Regions from separate parts of the Homo sapiens genome. Here region 2 is linked to region 1. Evidence: chromatin loops called from intact Hi-C (ENCODE). Cell type or tissue: testis. All regions are shown on one strand. Each heading gives the region's core, and the rest is flanking DNA. Links, peaks and the distances in the headings are about the cores only. Region 1 has its middle 2.5 kb from the start of CASC23. Region 2 overlaps TUB-AS1 (TUB antisense RNA 1).

Region 1 (2,907 bases), core at 254-2,753:
GTTGATTCTGGAGTTCCAATCCACTACTGCTGAGGTCATGGGTATGCCAAGAGCCTCACTATCAAGATGTGGTTCAGGAATACTGGCTTTTTGGGGGAGTCAGTCCTTGCACACCAGTCTGTAAACTCCACGAGAGACAGTAACAGTGTCTACCTGGTACATAAAGCATTTTGCTCAGTACCTGGCCCTTGGTAAATATTGGTTAATGATGCGTTTGGGTAGCTCTATGAGCAAGTTGGGTACTTCAGTGGTTATAGAGATGGCTGTATTGCACAGAAATGGTAAACTTAAAAGCTATAAGGACCAAGCAAGTCATGTAAGAGAAAAGCTGGCCAGCTAGGGCCAGAGGCTTATAGAACAACATATTCCCTGCTCCCGGTGCAGAGGACAGCCACTACTGCGCTCTATGCCTGCCATGCTGAAGACAGGCCCAGCACTGGCAGACATTCTTAGTTTTCAAGAGAGGATAAAAAGCTAGATCTATTAAATCTCCCAATTTTTAAGTGTTGTCCATTTATTCAGTGAAAAGCATTTTTTCCCTGTGATTGTGGGCTGGATGCAACAGGTGCACTGCCAGTTGCAACCTCTGTAACCCATAGGGTTAGCTCTAGTTCACAGGAGTTGTCAGGATCCTTGGATTAGCGTAGCGCAAACCCTACCTCCCCCTCCTCGCGCTCCAGCCTCCTGGCACCTCCACCCCACCCTGACCCTGGCGTGAAGTTAGCCAGCCACCCCACAGCAACTGCCCGAAAGGTCCTTCTTAGGCTCTTGTGACCTCTGCAAGAAGATTATACCTGTAAATCCCTAAAGCCATCAGCCTAAGATGGGGGATGGGAAGGGACTGGGGGCCCGGGGCAGACAAGAAGGCGCGAGCTGGCTCTCCCTGCCCCACCCCTCCCCACCCCGCCCCACCCAGGCGGGCTTTCTCGCCATAGCCTTCCCTGGGTCACTGTCAGACAAGCTCTTCCCTGGCTGAGCCAAGACACTTGGACTTTTTCCAAAGGATTTTTAGTAGTAATGAAGAGAAAGCACAAGGGACATAAACAGAACAAGGTGGCCTAGAAATGGGAGTGTTTACAGAGCTTGGTCTTCGGAACCCAAGAGGGCCGTAATAGACCAGATAGCAGGGCCGAGGGAATCCACCCGGGAGAGAGGGAGGGAGTAGTGGATTTCCATTCTCAGTAAGGAGGGAGGCAGTTGGAAGAGAGGAGGGGACGGTGGTTTCAAGACTTCCACCCTGGGGAAGAAGGGACGGGGAGACGGCGGGAATCTAGGAAATTGGGGGATGGCTATTTCCATTCCTGAGAAGGGGGGAACTTGATTGTGGGAGGTTGGCTGAAGACTCCCACGCCGGAAAGGAGGGCGCCTCTGCGGAAGGGCCCCGAGTGGCGACAGCGGATCCGGGACTCCCAAGCAAGCAGGAGCCGGAGCAGCCTCTTAGCAACCCCTGTCCCGGGAAGGTTTGAAAGCAGCGGTGCCCTAGTGACGCCGGAAAAGATGGAGCGGTTGTCATGGCGACGCGGAGCACACCTCGGAAATAAATAAATAAGCGCCCAGGCTGCCGCAGCCGCGCCCCCGCGGGACCCGAGCGAGGGGGAGGGGGCCTCACGGGCCCGGGTCCCCGCAGTCGCGCGTCCCCGCCATTGGCAGAGCCGGAGGGGGTCACCCCCCGGGGGGCGAATGGTACAGTCCTCCGCCCGCGCCTCGGCCGGGCCCGCAGCCTGCGAGCCAGCCCCAAGCCCAGCGCCGCCGCCGCCCGCGGAGCCCCGAGCGGAGCCGGAGGCGGCGATGGAGGGAGTCAGCAGCCACCGGACCCTGTCTTACAGCCGCTGGAGCTATGACAGGTAGGGCGCCCGAAGGGTGGCCCTGCGTGAGCGCCTGCTGACCCTCGATCTCCTGCGGGAGAAGCGGGCCTCCGGGGGCTAGGACTGGCGCGAGCGCCCGACCCCCAGGGTGGGCTTGGGCACCCGGACCCTCGGGCATCCGGGACCCAGAGCCTCGGGTACGGCGCAGCGGAGCTCCAGCGAGGGTAGTGTCCCCACACCCACGGGGCAGAGCTGTCGGAGGAGGGCACGCGGCCACTGGGACTAGCGAGCTGGCACCTCTGCCCCCACCCCAGCTGCCCCGCCAGGGTCGCTCCGCCGGGGGACCCCGAGAAAGGGCGCGGAGGGGGCGCCGGGAGGGGCGGGGCAGGGGCCGGGGTGGGCCCCTGGCGGGCGGGGCGAGGAGGGGGCGCCTTCGGCTCTGGGATGCGCCCGCCGGCGTCTGCGCCCCGCCGGCCCTCCGCAGGGACCGAGGCTGGCCCCGGGCGGAGTGTCCCGCTGGCTGCCGGGGACCCGCGAGTCGCTGCCTGTTCCGCGGGGCGAGATGGCAGCCTGGGCCGGCTGTCTGGGCGCAGGAGCGGCGCTCTCGAGTTGCCAGGCTCCGCGCCCGCCCCGCGGGGATGGCGAGCGGCTGCCGGCGTGGGCGGTTTGGAGCTGCGCTCCCCACGCACTCGTCCTGGAGGAAGGAGTCATCCTCCCAGGCGAAATGAAAAAAATAAGAACGGAGTGAGTTGGTCATAAAGCCGAGTACATTTATTCCTAGGTTATGCCTGTTCTACCTTTTGTTGGTGTGTTAAATGCCACCCTTGTATTTAAAATGAAACCATGATGATAGTAGATAGTAGTTTGTTTGTTTGTTGTTTTTAAGTTTCGTAACCCCAAGTCCATCTGCAGAATTCTGGAGTTAAATTTCCTGACCCATGACCCTAGATGGTGAGGGCTGGAAGACAAACTTCATTTACTGGGCTGCTCTCATCTCCGTGAAGTCCTGCTTCCTGTGCTCTCCTTCCCTTAACTCTGCCAAAAACCTCCCTGCATCTTCGACAGCCCTTGTTTGCCTAGATTCAGAGGAACAGGTGTCCCT
Region 2 (2,907 bases), core at 111-2,610, 51 kb after region 1:
TTTGAAATGTTGGAGTGAGGCCCAGAAATGAGAAAGACCTAGCCCACGATCACTCCACAGGGAGGAGTTGTGGTTGGAATTCAGACCCCTGGCTTCTAGCCCAGTGTGCTTTCTGCTTTGCTGAACCATTCCATCTTTGCTTTTTCTCTACACAAACCACCTACTACAATAACAACAATTGCTTATGCTGAAAATCAGCCCAGTCTCATAGCTCTGGAACCTCTCTTTGTCCCCTTCCAGATAACCACAGGACACTTTATTTTACACTTTTGTCATAATGATTTTACACTCTCATTTTTAAATTTAGTATTCTTTGTATTCTTTCGGGGGGGGGGGGTAATTAACCCTAAATTCTTGTAGAGAAATTAAGTTCTTAGAGTAGATTTCTGGGTTGCTTGTTTTCTTCCATTGACGTTTCACATGACATTCCTGTCCACCGTCACACTGCTTCAGTTGTTGCAGATGTGTATTTTCCTATCTAATGGGATTGGTGCTCCTCTCATTAGCCGTCATCAGAAATGTCTTTTATTTTCCTATCTAATGGGATTGGCGCTCCTCTCATTAGCCGTCATCGGAAATGTCTTTGCTTTTCTTACCTGTTTTGTTTGTTTTTGTTTTTTGCTGTTGTTTTTTTTTCCTTCCAGATAATCTATACCTGGGTTATCTAGAGGAATTAGGGGCAGACGAGTAGCTTATCCCAGTCTGCCCTAATCATGGGCATCCACACAGGTCAGCTGAATTGGCCACTCTTAATTCATGGCTCTGAAAATGGTAAAAACGGCCATTGATTGAGAGAAACAGGCAAAAAAGAGAGTAGTGGGGGCACCAATGCCCTGACTACCCCAAACTCTCACTGCTGCCCACTAATCTGCCATCCTGGGATGTGGGGCAGGATGGCCGCACCGTGTGGGCATGCTCTCACGGGAAAATGGAGGTGGTGTTGCTGATCGACACTAGCCAGCGAGGCAACATGGCCACACTGGCTTTCTTATCACAGAGCCCACGTTCACAAACCATCTTGGGGCTCGCCCTCCTTTCCTTAAATCATCACCACAGGGAAGCATAAAAAAATCTCTGTACATTATCAAGTTTCAGAATCCCCTTGGAATTTTGCTTTGAACTAAATGAAGTCTCATTTAGGAAGAATGACTGTCTTTAAAACAGTCTTCCTATCATATAGAAATACATTAGGAATCTCCATTTCTTCAAGTTCTTTTTATAAATCTCAGTTGCATTTTATAATCTTCTTTATATGAATCACAAATCAGTCTCATTGGTATTATTTTAAAACTTTTCATATGTAGTCTTGTACCACTGTAAATGAGATCTTTTTCATTCTCATTTTGCAAATGATAATTTTTTTATAGAAATGTTCTTGGCTATTTTTCCATCTTTTTATCTGGCAACTTTACTCAACTTTCTGATTCTGGGGGTTTTCTTGTTGATTCCCTTACATTTTCTCAGGTCCAGTACAGTAATCATGTGCAATAATATAAACCATGAGTCCTTTCTAACATAGTAGACTAATAACTGTTCATCAATGCCCCCCTCAGGAACTTTAAAGAAATACAAGTAGTTGGGCCCTCCTCGGTCCCCACTGAACCATAACTTCAGTCTCAGCCATAGGGCTTTGGCTTGCGGGGCAGGGATGGGAAGTGGATTCCAGACCCAAAAGTCTGCAAAGGTGGAGAAAGCCTGGCTTCTCTAAAAGCATACCAGTATAGCTACAGACCAGAAACTTCATTGCTTTGTAGGAACTTTTTAAAATTTTGGTCTGTGAGCAAGGGAAGTGAGTGAAGGATTTGAAGCAGCAGGTGCAAGGATAGATTTGCATTATGAAAAAATCACTCTCACTGCCATGTGAGAACAGACTGCAGGGGGGCTGGAGGGAAAGGGGGTGCAGATCATTATGTAACCACAGCTAACTCTTACCGCCTGTTTTAAGTGGTTTATATATATTAACTATTAAGTCCCCAGGACAGCCCAAGGCATACAGGTGGTTCATGGCAGAGCACATTTGAATTGTTCCTAAGCACTCATCACCTCGACTCTTTTTCACGGAGAGGGTGGGAGGGACTTCAGACCCACTTACGGAGTGCATCCTGCGCTGCCATCTGTCTTCTGGGTGTGTGACTGGGTGAGGGTGGGTCTGTACTCACCGTGCCTTTTTCATAGGGGTAGGTCTAGCCTGAGTGTTCTGTACACTGCTCTCCCAGGGAAGTGGGAGCGGGAGGTGAGAAATGTGTATCCTTTTAACATAAATTATCAGATGGGGCCCATGATGATGGAGCTCTAGTGATGTTGGGTGCCTTGGACCTTATCTAATCCAACCCCCTCATCTTATACACTGACACACTAAGGCCAAGGAAATTGGGAAGGCACTTCTTTATGGTCATATAGGAGGCTGGGGACTTAGGCCTAAACTTGGGATTCCTGACATCCAAGACACTAATGGTGTTTTTAGATCAAGTGAGAACATGGGCCTACAACATCAGCAAATGTCTGGTCACCTGTAAGGAGCAAGGGAAGTTTTATATGAGATTCATGTCCTTCACCAAACCGCTTCAGTTGTCTGTCAGAGCCAGGAGGATGGGGTGGAATACAGTTCAGAATAGGCAGGCTGAGATGCAGATATGGGGAGCCACAGCATGACAGAGAGAGCTGGGGTGTGTGCGGTGCAGGGCCAGGAGGCTGGGGCCAAGCAGAGGATGACCTGAGCTAGAGGAACACACAGTGGCCCGAGGCCCCTCCCACTGGGGAAGAGAGACCTCTGAAGTCCATCTGAGGGCCAACCCAACTTGCCTGTCTCCAGGGAGACCCCAGAAATCCTCAGAAGTGTAAGGGCTGGGACAGGGCCACCTGGCATGAGATGCCCAGCTCAGAATCCCAGGGCCTCGTCCTGCTAAG

Evidence for each region. Hi-C counts contacts between places; a loop is a spot of excess contacts. Peaks named below come from ENCODE experiments on the same cell type or tissue, not always from the same donor. Only the 100,000 strongest peaks of a DNase experiment are listed, where the experiment ranks them.
Region 2: a loop joins it to region 1, with 4 times the contacts of the local background. A loop is called at or near these places in 66 of 110 quality-filtered maps.

The regions. Positions count from the first base shown.
Region 1 is chr11:8,017,515-8,020,421 of GRCh38, forward strand. It overlaps a transcript of TUB not described here. Among named protein-coding and RNA genes, the nearest start is that of CASC23, 2.5 kb to the left of the region's middle. RefSeq lists a silencer at 1,683-1,752. In testis, for the core only: no CTCF peak of the experiment used is centred there; DNase peaks (open chromatin) are centred at 1,067, 1,507, 2,025 and 2,412; H3K4me3 peaks cover 1,982 bases; H3K27ac peaks cover 2,057 bases.
Region 2 is chr11:8,069,075-8,071,981 of GRCh38, forward strand. TUB-AS1 (TUB antisense RNA 1) reads left to right here. Exons shown (of 3, transcript NR_120538.1): 3 at 1-299. It also overlaps a transcript of TUB not described here. Among named protein-coding and RNA genes, the nearest start is that of TUB-AS1, 10 kb to the left of the region's middle. In testis, for the core only: a CTCF peak has its summit at 1,569; no DNase peak of the experiment used is centred there; H3K27ac peaks cover 359 bases.